Regions from separate parts of the Homo sapiens genome. Here region 1 is linked to region 2. A link is a loop called in an ENCODE intact Hi-C map of the cell type or tissue named here. Cell type or tissue: PC-9. All regions are shown on one strand. Each heading gives the region's core, and the rest is flanking DNA. Links, peaks and the distances in the headings are about the cores only. Region 1 has its middle 13 kb from the start of CHST15. Region 2 has its middle 99 kb from the start of CHST15.

What was found. Peaks named below come from ENCODE experiments on the same cell type or tissue, not always from the same donor. Only the 100,000 strongest peaks of a DNase experiment are listed, where the experiment ranks them.
Region 1: a loop joins it to region 2, with 5 times the contacts of the local background. A loop is called at or near these places in 30 of 110 quality-filtered maps.

The regions. Positions count from the first base shown.
Region 1 is chr10:124,104,661-124,109,045 of GRCh38, forward strand. No RefSeq gene overlaps it. Among named protein-coding and RNA genes, the nearest start is that of CHST15, 13 kb to the left of the region's middle. RefSeq lists an enhancer at 1,887-2,156. In PC-9, for the core only: no CTCF peak of the experiment used is centred there; DNase peaks (open chromatin) are centred at 1,131 and 1,921; H3K4me3 peaks cover 1,172 bases; H3K27ac peaks cover 2,637 bases.
Region 2 is chr10:123,992,338-123,996,722 of GRCh38, forward strand. It overlaps the pseudogene YBX2P1. Among named protein-coding and RNA genes, the nearest start is that of CHST15, 99 kb to the right of the region's middle. RefSeq lists enhancers at 2,268-2,830, 2,831-3,393. In PC-9, for the core only: CTCF peaks have their summits at 2,444 (motif pointing right), 2,645 and 3,639 (motif pointing right); DNase peaks (open chromatin) are centred at 2,514 and 3,384; H3K4me3 peaks cover 1,779 bases; H3K27ac peaks cover 1,808 bases.

The sequences.
Region 1 (4,385 bases), core at 269-4,268, 110 kb after region 2:
AGTGGGGTGAATCGAGTAGGCTGTACCCAGCTGTCCCATAGGTGGTGGGGGACATGGTCACCAGGAGGCCTGGTATAAGGCAGAGGTCTGGATCAAACACATTGAGGAACTGGGAGGAGCCAGAGAAGTGGAAACTGTCAGGTGGGTCCAAGCTCTACCTCTGGTCTGAGAAAGTTAAATTTATATTCAAAATGGATGCTGGGGCAACATAAAATTCTAAGAATTCAGTCCAGGTGGAGACTCTGATCAGGGGCTACCCCCTCACTATCCCCATGCCTCTGGGGATATCTGGCCTCTGGTTGGGCCCCGGGTGGTGGCAATTTTCCAGGAGGCAGGAGCCCAGCCTCTGAGAAGTGAAGGAGTGGAGAAGGACATCTCCTGGACCACAGAGGCCCCCAGGCACTGCACCATGTGTAGGGCTGGCTTCTGTCCTTCCAGAGTGGGAAGCCCCATTGTCTTTACCAAGATGAGGAGGCCGTGCCCAGTCGTCCTCCGAGCCAGGTACTTGTCTGCCTCCTGCAGGTGCCCAACAGGGGCTGTGTTGGAGTCGAAGCTGAAAGTCACCCTCTGGCCCCATCTGCTAATTATCTGCCTCCCCCAGGCTGGGCTTCTATAAGTCCTGGGAGTGGAGCACCAATCTCTTCCCAGCAGGGAGCACATCTGAACCAGCCTTCCAGCAGGCCTTCCCCATGCCTCCAAGGCACTCAGAACTCAGAAGCCGATTCCTTCAGGATCTGCCTCAAAAGCAGCCGAGGGGGGCTTCTCTCTCCCCACAGGAACCACTGAGGCTAACACCGTCATCCCACCTCTTGTCCTCAGGCCAAACAAAGTTGTTACTTCCCTGGCTGCGATCAGGGTCTACAGCTGCCTCCTCAGTAGGAGTGGCTGTAAAAACAATTATTTCTTCTTTCATCTCAGTCAGAAAACTAAGCCGATAGTTGAAGAGGCAAAGAATCAAATATTAATAGAAATGGCTGTGTAATTCTTATTTGGAATATTAATTATGTGAAGGGAAAGACAGACGAGTTCTTTTCTGTGAAGTCCTAGTGAAGGAGCTCTCCCCAGTCTCATCAAAAAGCCTAATACAAATAAACAAGGTCCCAAGGCTGAACAGGACCTGCCCCAGGCAAAGTGCTGCAGTAGCAACACACCAAAAATAATCATGCCGTAAGTATCTCTGTGCAAACGCACTTATATTCATGCAGTTCTTTGGGCCCTGGTACCTATCTCTTAAAGGTTCGTGTAGGAAATATTAATGCCCCATTTTATAAGTGAAACAATAAGCTCAGAAAGGGGAAACCTCTTACCCAGGGACTCACAGCCGATAAGTCATAACTGTATCAGGAAGGATTGAAATCCGAGTCCAGCGCTCTCCCTGCTAAAGCCCCTTAACTTCGAAAATCTTAATCTCACAGCATCCCTGGGTCTACACCTTATTCGAACCATTCTATAGAAAAGGAAACTTGTATTTGAGAGACAGCATTGCTTTTGACCCCTTCCCAAATCCCCCGTAGCATCCGTCCACCCACCCATTCCCCGCTGTAGCTTCCCAGCACCCTAGGAGCCTAACCCATGTTTCTCAGGATCAGAACCCATGGGGTTGGTGCATCCGTGTGTGTTTTGCAGTCCTCAGGCTTTCCAGCTCAGTATTTAAAAAATATCAACACACCAAAATCACAGAACACAAGGTTTCCGCACCTTGGCAAATTCCCTGCTGACTCAGCCAGGCTGGGAGGGAGCCAAGTGTGGTAACTTCTCCGGCCTTGTGTGAGAAATATTTATTGTTGAATAGTCCTCTGTTTAATAAAAGGCACTCAGGCCTCTCGGTGAGGCAGAGAGGCTCCAGCAAGCACGACTCTATTTCCCAAGCCTGCCACTTTCCACTGGGATTATTCAGGGGTAGCTTCATCCTCACTTGTCCAGTAGAGCTTGTGTTTTCCCTCTGCAGAGCACAGGGTGTGGCCATGATTTACCTAAGTCAGAACAGGTTTTTCGGTTTCCATTTTCACCCTATTTTGGTTTTGCTTAGCGAACTAGGCAAATGACTTAACTCCTCTGCACTTCTGTTTACCCATCTGTGAAATGGCTAGAATGTAATGTAGACGCTGCTTGATTTGTAAAGAGCTAGCCTCTGATTCACCTCCAGATAACCTGATTCTTCCCAGAAGTGAGAGGCGAGGGCTTGTGTTTGGGGCTGAGGGGGCTCCTTCCTGGAGGCTGAACGGGTGGGTCTGTGTTGACTTGAAAGGAGCGTTTGAAATAAATGCCAGAATGCAACAGAGAAAATGGCAAAGGACTTCAGGGCACAGGAAAACTACCTCCACTGTTCAATAATGCACGAAGCTTTTTATGATGCTTATGAGAACAGCTCCTGTCTGCAGAGGAGAGGCCGACAGAGCCAGTTTCAGAACAGAGTGTTCATAATATATTGGATTCCAAATCCCAACGACCAAAGACCAGGGGGGTTAATCATGTTTCAATTACCTCCACAATTGCAAAGCATGATATTTATGTGATGTGCCCTGGCCATCTCTGTGTTAAAAGCATCCTTCCACTGGCCATAACGAGCACCTTCATGTCTGCCCCCTCCGGCCCACCCCTGCCTGTCCTGGGATTACTTATGTTCAGACTGGGAATTGATCACTGGCTTCCGAGCTTCTGTTGCCAGGATAACACACGGGGCTTTTTAATCTGTCAGGCTCCCCTTTGTTCTTTGGGGACTGGCTGCTGAGCAGTGCCCAGCAGGGGTCAGAGGCAGAAGGGTGGTGGGTGCTTTGCAGGGTGTGAGGGGAGGTGGCCAGGGCACCTGGTGTTCAGCAGGTTGATGACTCTGGCCCAGGTCTCTCTGAGCCCTCTAATGCTGTATCCTGCTGCCTGTTGGGGCAATCCATCAAGAAGCCCATCATCTTTCCCCAAAGCTGCCCTAGTCTCCCTGATCGCAAGCTCAGTGAATGACAGTCGCCCAAGTGAGGAGTCTGGGAATTGCCCCGTCCCAAGCTGGATTCCACTGTTGATAGCTTAAGGCCCTTCCTCTTCCTCCCCTGCTGTGTTGCCATAGCCCCAGTTCAGGAGTCCATCCCCCATGTGTAGATCTCTGCAACAGCCTCCCAAAAGGTCTCTGTGTCCTATACGCTCCGCTGCCTTCATTTCATTGTAGCCAGAGCTCTCCAGCCCGGCCCAGCCCAGCCCGACCCACTGTCTCATCCTTGCCACCAAGCAGCGCCCCCCCGCCTTCCTTGCCATCACCCTGAAGGCACCCGGAGGACTGATGGCTCCCAGATGCCCTTCTGCCTCTTGTCCCAGCTCCCCCAGCCTGGAAGCCCCCTGGCTCCACCCTCTGAGTGGTGCACATTTACTGCTGGTCGAGTATCCATGTGCTTCCCCGCATTTCCCAGCCCCTCTGCAATGATGCGGGGCCACGTGGCGAGTCCTGATCCAGGGACGGAGAGCAGGATGGTCAGTGTCATTTCCAGCTGAGGCCCAGAGGAGCAGGCGGAGATCCCCAAGTGCTGTCTCCCTCAGGATGAGACCAGGGACCTCCAAGGGCAAAGCAGCCACGGTCCCTGAGTCACTGCAAAGACACCTGGATGCCAAGTACGCATACGTGGACTGCTATGCCTACGTGGACTGCTATGCCTGGTGAAGCCCAGCTCAGTCACTCCTCTAGGAGCCCCCAGCTAAACTCAAGTCCAAGCAGTGCTTCCATAGTATCCTGTGATCTCCCTGAGGGAAGGAGCTTTGTGTCTGATAGAGTTTGGGTGTTTGTCCCCTACAAATCTCATGTTGAATTGTGATCCCCGATATTGGAAGTGGGGGCTGGTGGGAAGTGTTCAGGTCACGGGGGCAGATCCCTCATGAATGGCTTGGTGCCATCCACCAGAGTAACGAGCGAGTTTTCATGAGAGCTGGTTGTTAAAAAAAAAATAACCTGGCATCTCCTCCCCTCTCTCTTGCTCCCCTCTCACTCCGTGACATGCCAGCTCCCCTTCGCCTTCCTCCATGAGCAGAAGCTCTTTGAGGTCCTCACCAGGAGCAGATCCTGGACCCATGCTTCTCGTATAGCCTGCAGAATGATGCAGAACTATGAGCCAATCACACCACTTTTCTTTATAAATTACCCAGCCTCAGGTATTCCTTTATAGCAATGCAAAATGGACTAATACAGTCATTGCCGCCATCACTGCCTACCATGTTCTGAGCTCTGTCTAAATGCTTTACACATCTCATCTAATCCCAATAGTCGCCCTCTGAGGTCTATACTATTCCCATTTTGCCAACCCAGAAACTGAGTTCTCGCAGGTTAAGTGGCTTGTTTAGCCACCCCGCTACTGAGGGACAGCCTGTCCAAGCCCACATGCTTTCCACATCAGTATGTACAGCCAGCA
Region 2 (4,385 bases), core at 301-4,300:
ATGGTGGCAGAGATCCCCTCTCGGGGGACAGAACCTGGCGGCGAAGGGGAGCGGGCCGAAGACTCTGGGCAGCGGCCCAGACGATGGCGCCCCCCACCCTTCTACCTACGGCGGTTTGTGCGAGGCCCCCGGCCCCCCAACCAGCAGCAGCCTATAGAGGGCACTGATGGGGTAGAACCAAACAGACAGCCCCATTGGAGGGGCACCAACAGCAGGGAGATGAGTGGGTCCCCCCGCCCAGATTCCGGCCCAGGTACCTAAGGCCTTTACGCCCCAGGCCACCCCAGCAGCCTACCATGGAAGGTGGGGACAGTGATACCAAGCCCAGCCAAGGAAATTATTTTTTAAAAAAATTAAAAATAATAAATAATAAAAAAGAATGAAGACATTTATGCAGCCAACAAACATATGAAAAAAAGCTCATTATCACTGATCATTAGAGAAATGCAAATCAAAACCACAATGAGATACCATCTCATGCCAGTTAGAATGGCGATCATTAAAAAGTAAGGAAATAACAGATGCTGGCGAGGCTGTGGAGAAATAGGAACGCTTTTACACTGTTGGTGATAGTGTAAATTAGTTCAACCATTGTGGAAGATAGTGTGGTGATTCCTCAAGGATCTAGAACCAGAAATACCATTTGACCCAGCAATCCTATTACTGGGTATATACCCAAAGGATTATAAATCATTCTACTATAAAGACGTATGCACACATATGTTTACTGCAGCACTATTCACAATAGCAAAGACTTGGAACCAACCCAAATGCCCATCAATGATAGACTGGATAAAGAAAATGTGGCACATATACACCACAGAATTCTATGCGGCCGTAAAAAAGGATGAGTTCATGTCCTTTGCAGGGACATGGATGAAGCTGGAAGCCACCATTCTCAGCAAACTAACACAGGAACAGAAAACCAAACACAGCATGTTCTCACTCATAAGTGGGAGTTGAACAATGAGAACACATGGACACAGGGAGGGGAACATCACACACCGGGACCTGTTGGAGGGTGGGGTCTAGGGGAGGGACAGCATTAGTACAAATACCTAATGCATGCAGAGCTGAAAACCTAGATACCAGTTTGATAGGTGCAGCAAACCACCATGGCACATGTATACCTATGTGACAAACCTTCATGTTCTGCACATGTATCCCAGAACTTAAAGTAAAATTTAAAAAAAAAAAAAGTGCAGCCAAGCGTCACAGATTGGATCTTCTAAGTGTGTCTTTTAGGCAGAGCAGGGCATGTGGATTTATCTGCGTTATCTCGGCTTTTCATTGAGGCTGCGGACACTCCTAAGCCTGCACAGTAGCGGCTTATTATCCAGACCCTCTGTCCCTTGGAACCCCAACCCCAGCCCTAGCCCAGCCCAGTAAATCTCCTTCACTGCCGGAGGGGCGAGAGCAAATGGAGAGGAGGAGAGAGAAAGCAAGTAAAGGAGACGAGAGGGCAGAAAGGACTCAAAGGCAAAGTGGACAGGGGAGGGGAAGGTCAGGGCCAAGCAGGATGAGCACCTGGGTCCAAGATGGAAATCCCAGACCTCAGCGTGTTGAACTAAGGCTGGGAAGGTGCTCAGATAACACAGGGAGGCCCTGGGAATAGGGCCAGGGGTGTCGGAGCCCAGCGGCCCCTGGACCTGTTCCATCCTGTTCCATCTAGGAATAGAATGGTTCAGGGAACAGGGATAAGCAGAGCCTGCCTGCATAGGACTACGAGGACACAGACGCAAGGCTTAAGGAGAGAAGAGAGGCAGAGAGGAGACGGGAGAGGCCAGGGAAGACAGAATGCTGGGGAGAAGTGGAGAAGGCAGAGGCAGGCAATGGTGAAAAAGGATAGGACCCTGGTGTGTTTGCAGACAGGCCCCTGATCCTGCTCCAGGAACTCCCCATCACTATCACGCCCACTTCCAAGGCCTCCCTGGGGATAGTGGTGGCTCCTTCCGAGGCCCTCCTCAACCGTCCACAGTCCTAGGAGGGGGCTTGAGAACAAAGTACAGCTGGCTCAGGACAAGGTTTTGTAAGGGTTCAGAAGAGAGGGTTGGGAAGGGGCAACTGTCCCAGGGTGGAAGGACTAGGAGGGCAGAAGGGTGGGGAGGAGGTGTCTGCGCACCTACCACTTCCAGCGGAGCTGCTGGGCGGCGCTCCTGAGAAGGCCGTGGGAAAAGCCCACAGACGGAGGAGCAGCTGGGCGCACCTCTGGGGGCCGCCACATTCACTCCTTTCCCGCAACTGGGCTTCTTCAGAACTACGCTCTTGATTGGCTGAGCTGAGACCCAGTCTTTCACCCTCCAACGCCCTCATCCCGGGGTCCCCCTTGGTGTCAGGAGTTCCCTAGCCAGGTGAGAGGTGAGCCGCGAAGCCAGGGGAGTGTCCAGCCGGCAGCCTGTCTCCGGAAGGCCGGGAGGGAAAGGCTTCCTGGCTGCAGTGTCCACATCGGCCACCAGGGGGCAGCGCAGGGCTGCCTTTTAGCGCCTCCTGGTCTCCAGTGAGCTGGTCCGCAGAACCCCAGGGGCGTGGGGACGGGGCTGCCACTCCCGGACCCGCCCCCTTCCACACCCTTCCCGCAGCTCCTCTGCAAAACGCCTCAGGAATTCAATCAGCTTGGGGAAAGTGGCGAGTTTTCAAAAGGCAATAAAGAGGCAGATCTATAAGGGCCCCTTGAAATCCTCCGTATTCTCACCCCGTTCAGAGGCTGGGGAAACTGAGGCTCAGAGAGGTTAAATTGCTTGCTTAAGATCGTCCAGCTCTTTCTCTGGCCCCCCAGTTCGGTTCTCTCTCCAGACATCCACTGCCTCCGCATCAGGAACATCGCTCCACTGCTGCATATCTGGGGATAGGGATGGAGGAATCCGGGCAGCCATCATGGAGGAAGCAGCAGCACTTGAACTTGGCCTTGGGGTGGGGTAAGAGGCGGACTCAGTTGAACAATGTGGGGGTGGGCACTCCTGGTGGAGTCACCTCGTGGGCAAAGGCAGGAGGCAGAGGCCTGGGGTCCCGGGAGGCAAGTGGTTTCTTAGGAGAAGTAGGAAGATAGCGGGGATAGGAAGTGTACCCATATCCCGAGGTCCTTGCAGGCTGCCCAGGTCTCTGCCTTTAGAATTGCGGGGTGGCTCGGCCCAGGAATTTTCCTGAATTCCATTATGCTGAAAGCGCAGAGTATGGCAGGAGACCTCCTGATTATCTCATGTGGAGGTGGGAGTAAGCAAATAGTCTCCCCCGCCACTGGGGCACGAGCCAGCTGCCCCTCCGCGGCCGGGAGCCCAACCCTGGGGAAGAGAGCAGCCACGCCCCATTCCTCCACCGTGACTCGAACCTTCAGCTGCTGGAGCCCCTGGCCACCGGGGCCCCGTATTGACCTCAGAATTGGCCGCGTCTGGGGCGGCTCGAGGTTCCTGGGCTCTGAGCAAGCGTCAGCCTGTGAGGTGGAAGGGCCCAGGGCACAGCCGGTCCCATCTGCTCAACAGCGCCTGCGAAGAGCCCCATGGCCAGCAGCACACTCAGCTCGGCTCTGGCCTGCAGGGGGATGTGGGACAGGGAGGGGATGCAGTGAAGGCAGCGGTGGAGCCCAGGACGGAGTTTCTGTCCCTGGGAGTCTGGGCACACAGTGGGTCGCAGGGGAGGAGGAGGCCCTGCTGTCCTGGCATTGCTGTTGCTTCCACAACCTGAAGATGGCACCCAACCCTGACCTCAGCCCTCCCTACCTGCAGCAGCTCGGTCTGGCCTCCCAGCCCCAGACCATGTCTGAAGTCATTGAGTCCACACGGTTCCACCGCCTCCTTGGAAACCCTTTTCAGAGACTCAGAGTTGAGAAGCTGAAGCTGGGACTCGAGCTCTGGGGACCAGCAGACCTGAGATCAAGGACCAGCTCTTCTCCTTACTAGCTGAGGGGACTGAGCCCCAATTCTCCCACCTTTATAATGGCGGAACCAGAATAAAGATAAAACCTCCTCCTGGGGTTGCAGTGAGGATCTAATGAGACACGAGGAGACGCCCCAGCACAGGGCGTGGCACTCACCCTGTGTTCAATCATAGCTGGCCCTGTTATGACCGTTTTCATCCCCTTTACCATGGATGGCCTCTCATCTGGCCATTGCAGGTGACAGGTGTGTCCATGTCCCCTAGACATCCTGGGCGTGCTCAGCTCTCCTGGCTTTCAGCCGTTTGGCAAAACACCCTCCAGCTGATCTTGTATTTACCACAAGTCAATTGTGTTTGCCCCCGAGCCTTTTTCATGCCAGCTGTTCTTGATATTATGAAGGCACAGGTTAATTAAATATCATATAAGCTAGCAAGTTTTCAAACTAGTTGGGTTTGTTTGTTTGTTTTCAGAGGTGGGGTCTTGCTCTGTCCCCCAGGCTGGAGTGCAGTGGCAT